Linked DNA regions of Homo sapiens: regions 2, 3, 4 and 5 are each linked to region 1. Evidence: chromatin contacts called from ENCODE Hi-C or POLR2A ChIA-PET data. All regions are on one chromosome and are shown on one strand. The core of a region is the stretch at or near the end of the contact, and the rest is flanking DNA. Distances in the headings are between cores, read along the strand shown. Region 1 holds the start of VPS13C-DT (VPS13C divergent transcript). Region 2 overlaps RORA (RAR related orphan receptor A). Region 3 overlaps RORA (RAR related orphan receptor A). Region 4 holds the start of RAB8B (RAB8B, member RAS oncogene family). Region 5 holds the start of LACTB (lactamase beta).

Region 1 (2,777 bases), core at 190-2,689:
AGAATTTAGGAAAGATGGCAAAAGCAAAATAGACAGGTTAGGCTGTTATTTGGTTGTGGATGGTGAAGAAATCCAAAGTACTTACTAGTATTTTGTCTTTGTGACCAGCTAGGAAAAACAGACGGTTAAGGATTTATCTTCTTAAAGAGGAATGGAGTGTGCAAAAGTGGGAGAGGAATGTGATCTTGATAGTACTAGTTAGTACTGACTGGGTCTTTCTTTGTACTTTTAATTTTATTTAATACACAACACCAATTGTAGCCATTTTGATTTTCTTTCTTCTCCAGCGGACTTTGAATTTAAGATTTTTCTTTGTGATCCTGTGCAAGCCTAGGTTGTTTAAGAAAAATACACGAATAGTTTCTCAGACACTTCCTCGTAGCAAAGCACTTATTAATGCTTGTGACTACAAATAATCAGCATTTCTTAGGTTTCTTCCTGTGTACTGTATCTCAACAACTTTTTGAAATATATTTTAGGAAAAAATTTCTAGTTCTCTAAAGAGGTGAATCTCAATGGGTGGTTAAATTTCACAAGGGTTGAAAGATCTTGTGGTATAAAAGCTCTGCTTTTAAGGTCGTGCTACATCAAAGACAGTTCAACGATAGCATGGAAGAAAGTGATATATAAATAACAAGTAACTCATACTTAAAAAGGCACTACTACGTTTTGTTTTTTATATCTGTAATGAGATAGGTAACTGGTTAGTGGCTAGTGAATTAAAAGCGAATCTTAGAGAAAGGGGAAAAGAACGCGTTTCCCACAAAACGCGTATATTCAGTTCTCATTCTATGATATCTGCCATTTGATGTGGTTCTGTTCCCCTCCTCCCACTTTCAAATTATTTGTCGCGCGCCAGTGGTCCCAGCTACTCGGGAGGCTGACACAGGAGGATCTCTTGAGTCCAGGATGTCAAGTCTGTAGTGAGCTATGATCCCGACACTGCATTCTACCCTTGGCAACAGAGCGAGACCCTGTCTCAAAACAAAACAAAACAGAAACAAAATAAAAAAACAATGTTTTCAAGAAGCAGAGACCAAGCCCCAGGCGGAGTCGAACTCTAGCAGGACAAGAACGCGGTCGGTCCCTTTCCCCCACCTGATCCACAGGTGCAGGGGTGGTTGCCTAGGTGACGCTCAGCGCATACTCCAGGCCAGGCGGCTCCGGACACCGCGATGCGGCCGGAGTTCAACAGCAGGTGACGGCGGGAAAGCAGAGCGGCCACATAGATGTCCCTGTACTCGGTAACTCTTGCCCTCCCTTGTTCTTCTCGAAGGTCCTTTTTTTTCTCGTGCACGGCTGACGAGACAGGCGCAAGCTAACTTCCCCCGCACTCCTCCGTCGGCCTCTAGAGGGCCAGGGCTGCGGCGCCTACAAAGCCTCGGGATCACAGCTGGGCCTCCTTAGCTACCGGCCGGGCGACAGCGCGCCTGCGCACCGGCGGGGTCACGCGCGCGGCGCGGGGGTGGGCCTGCGCCGGAGGGGCTGTCATTTGCAGCGCTGGTCGCAGCCCTCAGCTGCGCCGGGCGGTTCCGGCTCCTCCCTCTCCTTGTGCCTCAGCGCCACCATGGTGCTGGAGTCGGTGGTCGCGGACTTGCTGAACCGCTTCCTGGGGGACTATGTGGAGAACCTGAACAAGTCCCAGCTGAAGCTGGGCATCTGGGGCGGTAAGCGAGAGGGCGCGGCCAGTGGGCTGCGGGCGCTGAGGGCCCAGCCGAGGGCTGCTCCGTCCGGGATTCTGCCCGGGCCCTGCTCCCTGCGCCGCCTGAGACTCCCCATCCCGGTGCGGCAGGTGCTAGATGCGGGAGCCTCTGCCGCCCGCGGATTCTCGGGGTCCCAGTCCCGACTCCGGCTGGGGAGATGCGGCGGGATCCCGCCCGCGCTGCCAAAGTTCCCACCTTTCTCGTCCCCCGAGGCCAAGCCCTGGCCCTGCTGTCCCCGCCCTGCCCGTTTCTGTGGTCCTCTCGCTGCACTCAGGGTGGCCCCTTTGGCCCTACAGCATAAAAACAGAGCCCTTTCTGTTTCGGTATCGCGTGGAGTGAGCATGGTTGTCTGGTCATATACGCTCGAAGTGGCACTAAGAAAAAAGGAGGAAGTTGCATCTCGCAGTTATCTTCACTATCATTTTACAGGGAGCAAGAACTGGGTTCCTTCTCTTTAGGATTACCGGGTTTGGAGAGGAACGGGCAGGAGATCTTTAAGATAGGCGTGTGCTTAGGGATTCTTACTCTTAATGCTTTCAGCTCCTGTGAAAATGATTTCTTCCTTTAATATTTACTTTTCCGTCAATACGAAGAGGATTTTGAATTTTGTTTTGGAGCAATAGAGAGAAATTCAAGCCTCGACCAGCATCGTCATTAATTAGGTGTCTGCTTGGTTGCATGCTCAGGAATTTATGCCAACGTTTTTATCCTGGAGATTAAGTGTATAAAAGTATTCAGGAAATAGTGTACTTAAACATACACTCTTCAACGAGCTTAATCGTTTGCATGAATTACGTGTTAAGCTTTGAGGACTTTGGGACTTTCTCACTCCACAAAAGGTTTGGGAACTTTGTCAGCTTTGGAGGAAAATTCAAAAAACGACTCAAATGTATGGATCTGCTTTTAATTCAAGCAACAACAAATAGCTATAGACTTCCCCTGTCCACTAGGGTAACCACTAGCCACTGTAGCTGTGGAGCACTTGATATGAGGTTAGTGCTAATTGAGACTTGCTGTATGAATTAAAACATCGTTTTGAATAAGCATTACTCCTAATGAAGTAGGAGAAAAAAA
Region 2 (2,777 bases), core at 191-2,690, 1.5 Mb after region 1:
CTGTGGGTGGCAGGCTCTAGTAAATGTAGTTCAGAAGAAGATGCCTGCCCCAATTGATTTTTTTAGACACTTTAATTTGTGTTGGTTCTTGCTGTAGTTTCCACACTAGAAGGAAAGACCTGAGGCTGTCATTGGGTATTTTAATAACCCTTTCATTCCACTCCAGGGTAGTAGATATTACATGCTAGAAGCAGGTGGTAGGATTTCCTAATTTATTTATTCCTTTGGAGCACCTGCTATGTGTCAGGCACTGAGGCAGGCACTGGGAAGACAGGATGGAGAAGAATGACAGGTTCCTGCTCTATACATCTTATTCTTAATGTGTGGAGACAGCTAATAAATACGTGGCATTCCAGGGACTGATAAAGGCTTTGTAGAATGAATGCAGGTATTCATAGCAGGTGACTTGCGGGGAGAGGGCGAGGGATGCCTTGGGTTTTTCATTTCCTGTGGACCCTAGGACAAATATTAAGAAAAACTTTTCAAAAAGCAAGATAAGCTTCTGTATCTCTGAAATGACTGCAGTGCACTTGTGGCTCAGACGGAGACTGAGGAAAATGTAAAAAGACATGGTGTAATTTCAGTGTAATTTTCCTGTTTGACACCACTATCATTTTCCCAGTCTTCTGGGCCCTTCTCTCCCTGATAACTCTCTGCACCTGCAGCTGCATCGTGTTCTACCTATGATGCAAGGCTCACTGCCTCTCCCTAACACCACCACTGTGAACCACGAAGGATCCTGTGTTTTGTGTCCTCAAAGTCAGGTCCCCTGTGGCTACCGAAGTTCAACCACCTACACTGATAAAAGAGCCTCGGCTCACTCTTCCCAAGTGAATTGTTTCTGTTCACACTGGTTCTGTTTTTCTCTGTGAAATGAGGAGGTTGGGATAAACCCCAGTTGAAAAGGTGGCAGGAGAATGAACAGATGGTGGCAGTATCACCTTGGTCTTGCCCAAGCTTGGTAACCTTAGGACAGTCACTTTACCTCTCAGTCTCAGGTGCCTTGACTGAAAAGAAAGGGGTTTGATTTGTTAATCACAGAGGTCTTTATGGACCTGGCATTGAATGATTTAAAAGGTTCCATGTAGCTCTTTAGAGTACACTAAACAAAACAAAAACTATGATTTACTAGAGGCTGTGCATCTCTTTCCAGAGGAGTTTCAGACCAGGAAAGAGGACAGTAGTACAGTATCATTGTGGGGCGGTAGGAAAAATTATTCAAGGTCTTTTAACTTTCATTCCTGAGGACAGTTAGTGAGGGAAATGAACTCTTATGAGGTTGTTAATGAGATCAGAGCAAAGATGGCTCTTTGTACTCCCAAACTATGTTTAATTTCTTAAACTTTAGAAATGGCAGGTTTTAACTAAGTCAGCCAGATGAGGATGTGGGAACCGAGCAGGGACCAGGATGAGCCAAAGCATCAGAATCACTTACTTGTGAAACTGACCGGCTTCTGCTTGTTATCTGTCATTTTACTCCATATTGAGGTCAGAGTGGTAAAGCTATTTTGCAGTATACATTTCCTTTTGCTTAAAAGACATGAGATTATCAAAACAACAGGGAAGGGACGTTACTCACTCTCACCAGTAATTTTCAAATGCTGAAAATAAATGTGCCTAGATATAGTCTCCATAAATATATTAATGTGTTGCATATTCCCTATATAGCTATAGTTATTTCTTAATTGATTTCACTCTGCAATACTGTGAAATCGCCTTATGGAAATCTGAAACATAAAAAGATACCACTTTTTATGACTTTGTAGCTATCCTGTTTTCTTCTAAAGGTATTGGTTAAGTGCATTGAAGCATGGGTGGTCCACACAGTGGCTCTTCCAGACAAACTAAATTAGCAGAAGGAGCAGCAAAACCAGCAGTTATGCAAAATGTTTCTTTTTGTTTTCTTTAATTGTGGTAATGAGTTCATTCAATTTTGAAAGCTTATCTTTGTATGCCTGTCTTCCATGAAATTTTGAGGTGTGAATTCAGCCATTCATTGCTTGAGCTTTTATTATTTCAGAATTAGGGTAGCATTACTTCTTTTCCCTCATCATCCCCTTGGAGAGTCACCATCTAGATGATAATATATACTTCTATTTATGTCTTTCTCCTAGTGTCCTTAAGCCTTAAGGAAAAGAAACAACATCAAAAAACATTAATTTTTTTCCATTGAAAGCTGATCCATGTGTGTGCTGACAATAACTTTAATCCCTTTAATGTCCAAGTGAGGAGGATTGAAAACTGGTAACACTTTCATTGATATTTTTTAAATATGCTCTTATAGCAAAAAAAGTTTGATATCTTTTTGGTGACCACTTAAAGGAGAAACTATTGACGCATAAATTATAAATTCTATGGCTTTAAATATTATTTTTTGAGATGAATGTGTTTGGGGTAGAATATGAACAACTTAAAACTTTAAAATTTCCATCTAAATTTCAAGTCTTAAATGTGCCTCTTGGTTTTTTGTTTGTTTGTTTGTTTGTTTTTGAGACGGAGTCTCACTCTGCTGCCCAGGCTGGAGTGCAATGGCACGATCTTGGTTCACTGCAACCTCCATCCCCCAGGTTCAAGAAATTCTCTGCCTCAGCCTCCCGAGTAGCTGGGATTATAGGCGTGTGCCATCACACCTGGCTAATTTTTGTATTTTTAGTAGAGATGGGATTTCACCATCTTGGCCAGGCTGGTCTTGAACTCCTGACCTCATGATCCACCTACCACGGTCTTTCAAAGTGCTGGGATTACAGGCGTGAGCCACCGCGCCCGGCCCCTCTTCT
Region 3 (2,777 bases), core at 111-2,610, 1.4 Mb after region 1:
ATTTATAAAACAAAAATATTGTTTGCAAAGGGTTGGCATAGTTCCTCCTTTATTCTGGAAGTTAATTTGCTTGGAAATTCAACCATGTACTAAATCTTCCTCCCTAGGGACCAACAGAAAATTGCAAACTCCTGAGTGGAAACCTTCACGAGGGCTCCGCAAATTGGTGCTCTCTTCTCCTGGTTTCATCCCGCAGGAAGAGACAGTCTCCCTATATGAATGTTCACACCATGAGAAACCTTTCTCACCCTCTCTCCGTGGAATTTCTCTCCCCAATTTTTGAGATATCCTCGACTCAAGGCCAAAGCAGTGGTTTGAAAGGTGTTTGGAAACCAATGTGAACCATCGTGCTTTCCCCTCCCCCACTCTGGGGGTGGGATTTTCAGGCCAACTTTTCTGAAGCTACTTGTGAGTTAACCTGAAGTTGGAATGCCCTCCTGAGGTCGAGGCATAAAAGCCAGCAGCGTAAATAGAAACTGAAGCTGAAATAACCATAAATGTTCTCGAACAACTTCAATAGAGAAAGCCTTGTTTGATCCTCTCTAAGCTTCCTGAAACCAAGCTGAATATTTGTTTGTTTTGTGGTAGCTCCACTTTTTTTTTTTTCCTCAGGCCTTTTAATGCATGGCTGTTGGTTTCTGTTTAAAAGGAAAATGCTTTTTCTCAGTAACGATGTTCACATTCTGAAGTTGGTGATACCCACTTCTAAAGGCCATTTTATTGTAAAGATAAAGTTCTGCTAAGTCTTAGGATGAAAAGATAAAGGATGTGGTCAGTTACCATGACTCGTGCTTACCTCCCAAAGTGTGTCATTTGGTGCACATACCTCAAAACGTGTGAACAGAAAGTTTCTAGGTTTATTTTTATACATGGAGATTTGATTCCACGGCAGAGGGAGGGTGTCAAGGTAAATGACTGTGCAAAAATGACAGAACTGCATTTTGAGCTTTCCGTTGCCAGAGATACAAAGGCCAAGTTAAGGTGAGTTTGCTATTCGATTGCTTTTTGAGGGGTCTATTGGTAATTACCACTGCTGTTTAATATTGCAATATTCATGGGACCTCAATGTTTACACAGCTCCATGGATGCTCAATCCAAATTAAACACGCCCAAGAACAACACAGGGAGAAAACACCTGGGGGCAAAGTGAGGGGCTGCAGTCACAAGTGATCAGATCTTTTGCAGAAGATAGCAGTAGAGGGGCCCTTCCTTTTGGCCTCCTTTCTGGCAAATGTGTTTCAACACCGTTAAACTACATATGATATTGGACTGATTAGCAACTCCTAACACAGAATGTTCTGACGTTAGAAGAGCTAGGAAGTGGCGTGTCAGGGCTGACATGCATGGCAGAGTTTTCAGATACACATACAGTGTTTTTTTCTACACCCTGCCTCCAAAATGTCAGTGTCCCTAGGTTTCTGTTTGTTGCAGAGCCCCTCAATATGTGTGTGGGAGGCAGCACTTGAAGCCAAAACAGTAATGGCCAGATCTTCTGTCTGCAGCCATGAACACAAGGAGAAAGTGCCAGGTGTCAGGAGCAAGAATCTTATATGCCGGGGATTTTTTTTTTTTTTCCTGGAAGCAACTGGAAACCAACTTAGTGACACTTAAGTCCTTCACCTGCTACATGACTTCAGCCAGTGTATGTGAGTCAGAGTGGTACCAAGAAGGGCCCTCATCTGAACAGCCACAAAAGTGACGGGCTATGGCTTGGAATGGGAATATTATACTGTGTTCAGAGTCACGGCAACTTGAACTTGGCAGCCTTATCGGCTTCTGAGATTATGAGTGCCCCACAGCCAAGAGCACCTGTGAGGAGAGTTGACTGTGGAGTGGGATATAGATTGAGAAACCTCTTTCATAGCTGACAATCCATGTAAACTCCTTTAATATGTGGATGGTTAAGTAGCAGTTTAAGTGTTGGAATTACCTGGCCCTGCTTTACCATCTTCTATATATTCAGTATAAGACACACTGGGAATTACTGAAAGCTTCCCTCTCCCCCCTCAAAAAGAGTGGATGGTGCTTAGAATTAAGAGGATGTTTCCAGGGTGTCTTTCGTTTCCATCATCAAAGCAGATAAAATTAACTCTATTAGAAACTGAGACCCCCTCCGTGAGGTATATTAGTCATAAGTTCTCTTTGCAAAAAGGCTAGTCTTCAGAGGATTGTTAAGATCAGATTTCATGACAGACATGTTTCAACATATTTGTACTTCTCTGAACATGCTACATTTGCTCTCATGTGTTGTGATTAGCTGGTTTCAGTGTTTAATCCATGGCATGTGGCATTTTTCTGTAGTAGTGTTTCTGTGGAAAACTTTATCCTAGGCTTGTGGAAGACCAGTTATAACGCTTTGGATAAAGTATGTCCAGCATTTCTAAAAGCTGCAGTTTCCTAAGAAAATGATCTACGGGCACCTAAGGTTAAAATCTTCAGAATTATTTTTTGTATTTTCTGAAAGTGATTTTTAAATGAAGTTGAGAAATGGTACTAACAATGCATCCAATATTGATATAATTAGAATATGCATCATACTCTACTAAAGCCAACCTTCTTTAATATGTTCATATATAAACATAAAGAGGTATGTGGTTTATTGTATATCCAATTTTTCATTTATCTGCACCTTCTTCAGGATCATATTTGGAAGGCACCTACGTGCTCACTTGCAAACAGAATGAGACACCGTCATGCTTTCTAAAGCGTGTTCTCTCCTGCCCTCCTCCTCCTCCCTCAGTCTGCCTTATATTAAGTTAGCCAATCGAAGTCAGCAT
Region 4 (2,777 bases), core at 82-2,581, 1.1 Mb before region 1:
AGCCAGGATCAGAAAAACTCTTGATTCAATTGGAAGTAACTGAGAGGTATATCACATGTTGTGATTCACTTAACAATAATTAGAACCAAAGCAAAATATACAGGGAGGCAGGTAGAATGTAAGTTCATTTCCTTGGCTGAGAAGCTGTTAAACATTCAAACCGAAGGATTTAAAATACTGAGAAGTCTTGCTTCTCAGGAGATGGTAGTAAAGAGGTGAACCATATTTTCCTGACCACATCATTTCCAAAAGTCACCAATTCCCTTAACATCCATTAACACTCACAGAACAAATTAACGCTCTATAGACATTATTCCATCATTAGTCACATTTTGCTTTCTCCTGCACTTGATCCAAAGGAAGTGAAGAGAAAATGGTAATCAGTTACTATAGCAAGTCTTGCGCCCCACTACTTTCCATTTCCTCTCTTTTCCATCTCCTCTGTCTTCTCTGCTCAACCTCCCTTTACTATGATGTTGCTTCCTCTTTTCCTTTCTGTCTCACACCCAGATCCCTTTACTTTCTCCATCAAGTATCCTCATTCTGCCCTCTGATCCCTTGAACTCTTCTTCCACCTACAATTTTCTTCTGTCCCCTCCTACGACATCTCAGTCCAGACCTCCTGTGGCCAGCCGTCCCCTTCTTCCTCACCTCCTGACCGCTCATTCCCCTGAATTCCCTTCCAGTTGCCTGGTTCTCACCTCTCTGTCCCTTGTGTCCTCTGTCCCTTTACTTCACATCCCTCTCATTGCCCCCATCCCTCATTTCCCCCTTCACATTTCCTTCCTCTCCTGTCTTTTAATCATTGGCACGTCCACTATCCCCTTCTCTCTACATGAGATTTCCTGAGTCTTCCCCCCAACACATTTTGTCCCTCAAAGACCCCTCCCTGTCAGTCTCCGAACCCTCTCGTTCCCCCAATACCCCTAGTCCTTGTTCCTCTGTTCCCCTTCCCGTTCCTTTGCCCCCAAGTTCCCCCTTCGCCCTTAGCCTCACGTTCCCGCTCGCCTCTCTCCCTCACGCCCTCGCCCCTCTCCCTCACGCCCTCGCCCCTCTCAGTGCCCCCGCCACCTTGCAGTCCCCGGGGTCTCCTCTCCCGGGCTCCCAAGCGCCCCCCGCCCTTTCCCCGTCCCCTAGTACCCGCCCCCCAATTCTCTACCCGGTCCCGGGCCGCGGCCCCTCCCTCACCGATGGTGGAGATGAAGGTGGTGTTGAAGGCGTCCTCTGAGAAGCGGAACAGGAGGCAGGTCTTGCCTACCCCCGAGTCGCCGATCAGCAGGAGCTTGAAGAGATAATCGTACGTCTTCGCCATCTTCTCGCTCCGGCCCTCTGACCGGGGAGCCAGAGGAGGCGGTGGAGAGAGGCGGGGAGGGGGCCGCGGGCGAGGGGGCGTGCCCGCCAATCCGCCGCTGCTCGCCCCGCCCCACGCCCCGCCCCTCCTCTCGGAGAAGGCCTGCGCGCCCCGCCCCGTGCGGCCAATCGGCGAGGGCTTCGTCATCACCGCCCGCGCCCCGGGACTTCATGGGACTTGTAGTTCCTCCGGGGAGCCTCGGGCGTGCCCCGCGAGGACTGTCCAGGCGGCTCCAGCGGATAAAAGACCTGCTATGGGCGGGGTGACAGGGTGGAGGCGTTTCCACCCGAGCTGGGAAGGGAGGCCCCGTTTCGTACTCTGCTGGTCGAGCCGCGGGAACTTAACTTTGTTATTTCTTTGTGTGCAGACGCCTTCCAAATCCAGGACCTCAGAATCAGAGCCCCGTAGTTCCCGCATCTCTTCCGCCGAGACCTGGAGCAGAGATGCTTTCTTTCCTTGGCGCTGCTGTGGCGCAGCCTACGGGTTATCTGCAGAGGGCATTATCCAGCTTCTCCCCGAGGCCATGCCCAGCACCACTATAACCCCCTCCCGCAGCCCCTCAGTCACAGAGCTGAGAAAGAATGGTTACCATGCTAACTCGAACCTCACTCGTGCCCCCTTCTTCACGCCACACAGACCAGAGCCAAATACAATGAGTATTTAGAGAATCTGCTACGCTGATCGCTCCCCTCTCCTCGCAGGAGGATGGATTTTTAAATCTGGGAAGTCTTGTGCTACAGGTCTGTGCCCCATGAAACTGCAAGCATCCTGTGAGGCGGGCCACGGGAATTTAGAGAGTAAGATTTGAATTTAGTCTTGGCTCTGCTGCAAAACCGCTGTGACAAGTCACACAGGCACTGGACATTTCAGTTTTCTCATCTGTAAAATGGATATGAAACAAGATACTTCATAGGGTTCCAGTGAAACTTAAATACTAAATGTGAAAGTTCTTTGAAACCCATAAGGCACTGTTAGCAGTGATGGTAATATTCATTACTCTTCAGTAGGCTCTCACTTAATTGATGACGAATATAGGGAGGAAACAGCATTCTGTTATACTCAAGTTAATCCTTTATTATTTATTGTCTTAGGCTAATTCTCTGTTTTGTGGATGTATTGTTCAGTCCCCTTTCATTTGCTAGTGGCAGAAACCCAACCGGATTAGCTGTTGTGAAAGGGGTGTTGACTGGTTCAGGTAATGTGGAAGCAAAAGGCTAAGAAGGTGTGGGACTAGGAGTCCACCCTGCCAGGGCTCTGTGTCTCTCATCTGTTGTTCTCCCTTCGAAGTTTTAATTTCTAATATGTCAAATACCGACAGGTAAAACCCACATGAAAAAAAGCTTCTTGGAGTCTTCAATAAGTTTTAAGAGGATGAAGGGGTCTTGAAACCAAAGTATTTGAGAACCACTGGTCCAGACATTTACCT
Region 5 (2,777 bases), core at 131-2,630, 1.1 Mb before region 1:
CTCAGTTTCAGTTATCCATGGTCCGAAAGTATTAAATGGAAAATTCCAGAAATAAACAATTCGTAAGCTTTAAATTGCATGCCACTCAGAGTATTGTTGTGATTGTTCTATTTTATTATTGTTGCTAATCTCTTACTATGCCTGATTTATAAACTTTATCATAGATATGTATATATAAGATAAAATATAGTATATACAGGGTTCAATATCATCCACTTTTTCAGGCATCCACTGAGGGTCTTGGAATATATCCCCAGGATAAGGAGGGACTACTGTATAAAACTTTCAGACTAATAAATCCAGTCCTAAGAGAAAAGTGGGAGTGGGTAGCCATCCTCATGACTCCAATTTATTAGTCACATTTTAAACCTTACCGTGATTTAAAAACACCTGACTCTTTATTATGTTAGATGTTTTCTCTACAATATGCATCGTTTTATGTAAATGCAATAGCATTTCATGGGATCCACTCTAACCAGTAAAACAATATTTTATTTACCAACTGGCACAGAACAAAACAACAATTTTCTGAACCCACCTTCTGACCAGACTTCTTTTCCATCTACAGAAACTCCAACCACTATGCCCGGTGCGCCCACCTCATCCTAAGACCGAAGGGGAAAGAACCGACAGTTACGGGCCTGCTGAAAAAGCCCAGCGCTCTCCTCGGGGACCTTCCAAGGCCCCGCCCCCTGAGCCTGGGCCCCGCCCCCTCCACCTGGGCCCCGCCCACCTCGTCCCAGGCCATGGTCACTCACTAACAGCAAGGGATGTGCCTGTCCGCCCCCTAGGGGGAAGGGGCGGTCCCCGAGACAGGCGGTGACCTCCACCCAGATTTGGGGAACCCCCAAGAGCGTCTGACCACGGCTCGGCGGTGGGGAAATGGGAAGTCTTTCTCGGAAGCCGATCGCGGGCACCCCGCCGCCCCGGGTGGGGTCCACTCAGCCCCCGACAGCACCGCCGACAGGGGTGGATCCCCGGCCCCCTACGCCCCCCGCTCCAGTGGCCGCACCTTGATCCTGTGCAGCAGGTCGCGGCTGCTCTCGATGGCTCTGGCGAAGCACCTGGAGCAGGGCGGCGCCGGGGTCTGCGGAGACCACGGGGCGAGGGACTGCTCCTGTGGCGGCTCGGCCAGAGGCGACGCCTCAGGGTCGGGGGCCGCGGGGGACTGCGCCGGGGCCGCGCCCCTCAGCCCACCTGCCAGCTTCACCCCGAGCGCCAGCCCCAGCCCCAGCCCGAGGCCCCCGACCCAGCCGTGGCCGAGAGGCGGCAGCCCGGCGCGCTGATGGACCCCGCGTCGTCCGCAGCTTGAGGCCAAGCCCCCGGGGGCGGCAGCCCGGGCAGTCACTGCTGACATGAGCCGGTACATGGCGTCTCTGCACAGCCGGCCGCCACCAAACTCACGCACACCCTGCCAGCCGCGGCGCGGGGCGGAGGGAAGGGCAGGGGGCGGGACGGGGGTGGGGACCGCGGTCAGACCCTAGCAGTCGACGCCTGACTACCCGAGCGCCGATCGCATCGAGCCCTTCTTCCTCTCCCTTTTCTTGTCTCTTCCTTGTTTTTCCTTTCTGTCTCTCTTTCCTTTTTTTCCTTTGCTTACCCTCAGATCAAGCGTCACCTCCCAGAAGCCTTCCTAGTTCCCGTCCCATGGGAGTTCTCGCCCTTACCATCTTGCCCCTCAGTGTGCACACTTCTTTAACAACAGTTAACACTTTGTATCATTTAACTACTTGTCAGATTCCTTACCAGAGTGGGACTTCTTTGGGGAGCCTAGACTTAGTTTTGGATCCTCAACTTCTGGAACAGCGCAGGGCACACAGTAGACGCTCAGCAGGCATCTCCTTTCCCTTTAGAGATGCCTTTCTCCTTTCCTTTCCCTTTCTCCTTTCCCCCTTTAGAACGCGCTTCTTTTCACTCTCTTGCCATCTCCCTTATGTCTCATTTCAATTCACCCATTTCCCTAAAGATGTTTTAAAATCTATTGCTTCTGGAATTCTAGCTCCACACCGTACCAAAGACATGAAGTTACATCCAGACCTTATATTACCTTTCTTTTGCTATAAAAGATAAAGTGTTTTTTAAAAATTTCGTGCTTGAAAAATTTTAATCCAAAAGTAACTATTATAATTTACAATTACCTATGATTTCTCAGCATCTGTAAATGATCAGACATTCTTGTGAAATAAGAAACCTAATCTCAAATTGCTACAAAATGTAAAATGTGTATAAAATCCTAGTTTAACGTGTAATGAAATTGATATGTTAATTTGAAGTTACTTAAACATTTATCAGTTTTGTAATTTTTATATTTTGGGATACATACATACACACACACACACACACACACACACACACAATCTTTGAAAGCTTGTAGGCTTTATACCTTCAGCACTGGGGCAATATGCCCCATATACAAAATGGCCCTGTCTTTTCTTGCAGGTGGAATAAAGAAGAGAGCTCACAGACTTGAACTGACAAGCCATCAGGACAAACATATTGAGGTAATAAACTTACTGAGTAAACATATACATACCTCAAAATAAATATATTGAGGTAATAATTATTTAATAGGAGGAAAAGGCAATAATGGTATCCATACCTAGCAAGAAAATAGTGGGGCTAAATAAGTAAAGCTTCTGGGGCTACTCACAAAACCCAAGACTCCAAGAGACCAGAATATCCTAGGACCCAGAGCGTTTGACACTGAAACTGCAGTTATAGTGGACAGATGTACTCTATTAAGATAGTACTGGAGGTTCCCACGGTGGGGGTCACCA

Evidence for each region. A loop is a pair of places that touch in the nucleus more often than their neighbours do. ChIA-PET counts read pairs that join two places held with the same protein, here RNA polymerase II (POLR2A). Pooled maps may share reads with other maps.
Region 2: a loop to region 1 is called in a pooled map, with 2.7 times the contacts of the local background. The contact joins the enhancer-like site here to the promoter of VPS13C-DT in region 1. A Hi-C loop is called at or near these places in 3 of 37 single-sample maps with no recorded cell type and 2 of 50 pooled maps.
Region 3: a map with no recorded cell type shows a loop between it and region 1 (4-fold over the local background). The contact joins the enhancer-like site here to the promoter of VPS13C-DT in region 1. A Hi-C loop is called at or near these places in 1 of 37 single-sample maps with no recorded cell type and 1 of 50 pooled maps. POLR2A ChIA-PET finds 5 or more read pairs at or near these places in 2 of 52 experiments (T-cell and activated CD8-positive, alpha-beta T cell).
Region 4: a loop to region 1 is called in a pooled map, with 8 times the contacts of the local background. The contact joins the promoter of RAB8B here to the promoter of VPS13C-DT in region 1. A Hi-C loop is called at or near these places in 8 of 50 pooled maps. POLR2A ChIA-PET finds 5 or more read pairs at or near these places in 4 of 52 experiments (GM12878, activated CD4-positive, alpha-beta memory T cell, activated CD8-positive, alpha-beta memory T cell and 1 more).
Region 5: a loop to region 1 is called in a map of B cell, with 16 times the contacts of the local background. The contact joins the promoter of LACTB here to the promoter of VPS13C-DT in region 1. A Hi-C loop is called at or near these places in 1 of 168 maps with a recorded cell type or tissue (B cell), 2 of 37 single-sample maps with no recorded cell type and 5 of 50 pooled maps. POLR2A ChIA-PET finds 5 or more read pairs at or near these places in 1 of 52 experiments (WTC11).

What each region holds. Positions count from the first base shown.
Region 1 is chr15:62,059,165-62,061,941 of GRCh38, reverse strand. It overlaps VPS13C-DT (VPS13C divergent transcript), which reads right to left and starts at 1,439. Exons shown (of 2, transcript NR_135690.1): 1 at 1,099-1,439; 2 at 1-974. It overlaps VPS13C (vacuolar protein sorting 13 homolog C), which reads left to right and starts at 1,495. Exons shown (of 85, transcript NM_020821.3): 1 at 1,495-1,667. The coding sequence starts at 1,568. RefSeq lists an enhancer at 1,184-1,233 and a silencer at 1,284-1,633.
Region 2 is chr15:60,550,003-60,552,779 of GRCh38, reverse strand. All of the region lies in intron 2 of RORA (RAR related orphan receptor A), which reads left to right. The region is part of intron 3 of RORA-AS1 (RORA antisense RNA 1); the gene reads right to left. Among named protein-coding and RNA genes, the nearest start is that of RORA-AS1, 72 kb to the right of the region's middle. Within about 2 kb of position 1,440, at least 4 of the 41 ENCODE cell types and tissues checked have a DNase peak (open chromatin) inside an H3K27ac peak, as active enhancers do.
Region 3 is chr15:60,648,039-60,650,815 of GRCh38, reverse strand. The region is part of intron 2 of RORA (RAR related orphan receptor A); the gene reads left to right. LOC105370846 (a long non-coding RNA gene) reads right to left here. Exons shown (of 5, transcript XR_007064663.1): 5 at 1-2,777. Among named protein-coding and RNA genes, the nearest start is that of RORA-AS2, 32 kb to the left of the region's middle. RefSeq lists an enhancer at 174-675. Within about 2 kb of position 1,360, at least 4 of the 41 ENCODE cell types and tissues checked have a DNase peak (open chromatin) inside an H3K27ac peak, as active enhancers do.
Region 4 is chr15:63,188,160-63,190,936 of GRCh38, reverse strand. RAB8B (RAB8B, member RAS oncogene family) reads right to left here and starts at 1,331. Exons shown (of 8, transcript NM_016530.3): 1 at 1,189-1,331. The coding sequence starts at 1,312. LOC101928972 (a long non-coding RNA gene) reads left to right here and starts at 1,506. Exons shown (of 4, transcript XR_932355.4): 1 at 1,506-2,091. RefSeq lists a silencer at 1,247-1,576 and an enhancer at 1,757-1,906.
Region 5 is chr15:63,120,464-63,123,240 of GRCh38, reverse strand. It overlaps LACTB (lactamase beta), which reads right to left and starts at 1,380. Exons shown (of 6, transcript NM_032857.5): 1 at 1,013-1,380; 2 at 539-605. The coding sequence starts at 1,369. LOC107984798 (a long non-coding RNA gene) reads left to right here and starts at 1,474. Exons shown (of 2, transcript XR_001751584.1): 1 at 1,474-2,501. RefSeq lists silencers at 622-811, 822-891, 912-1,491.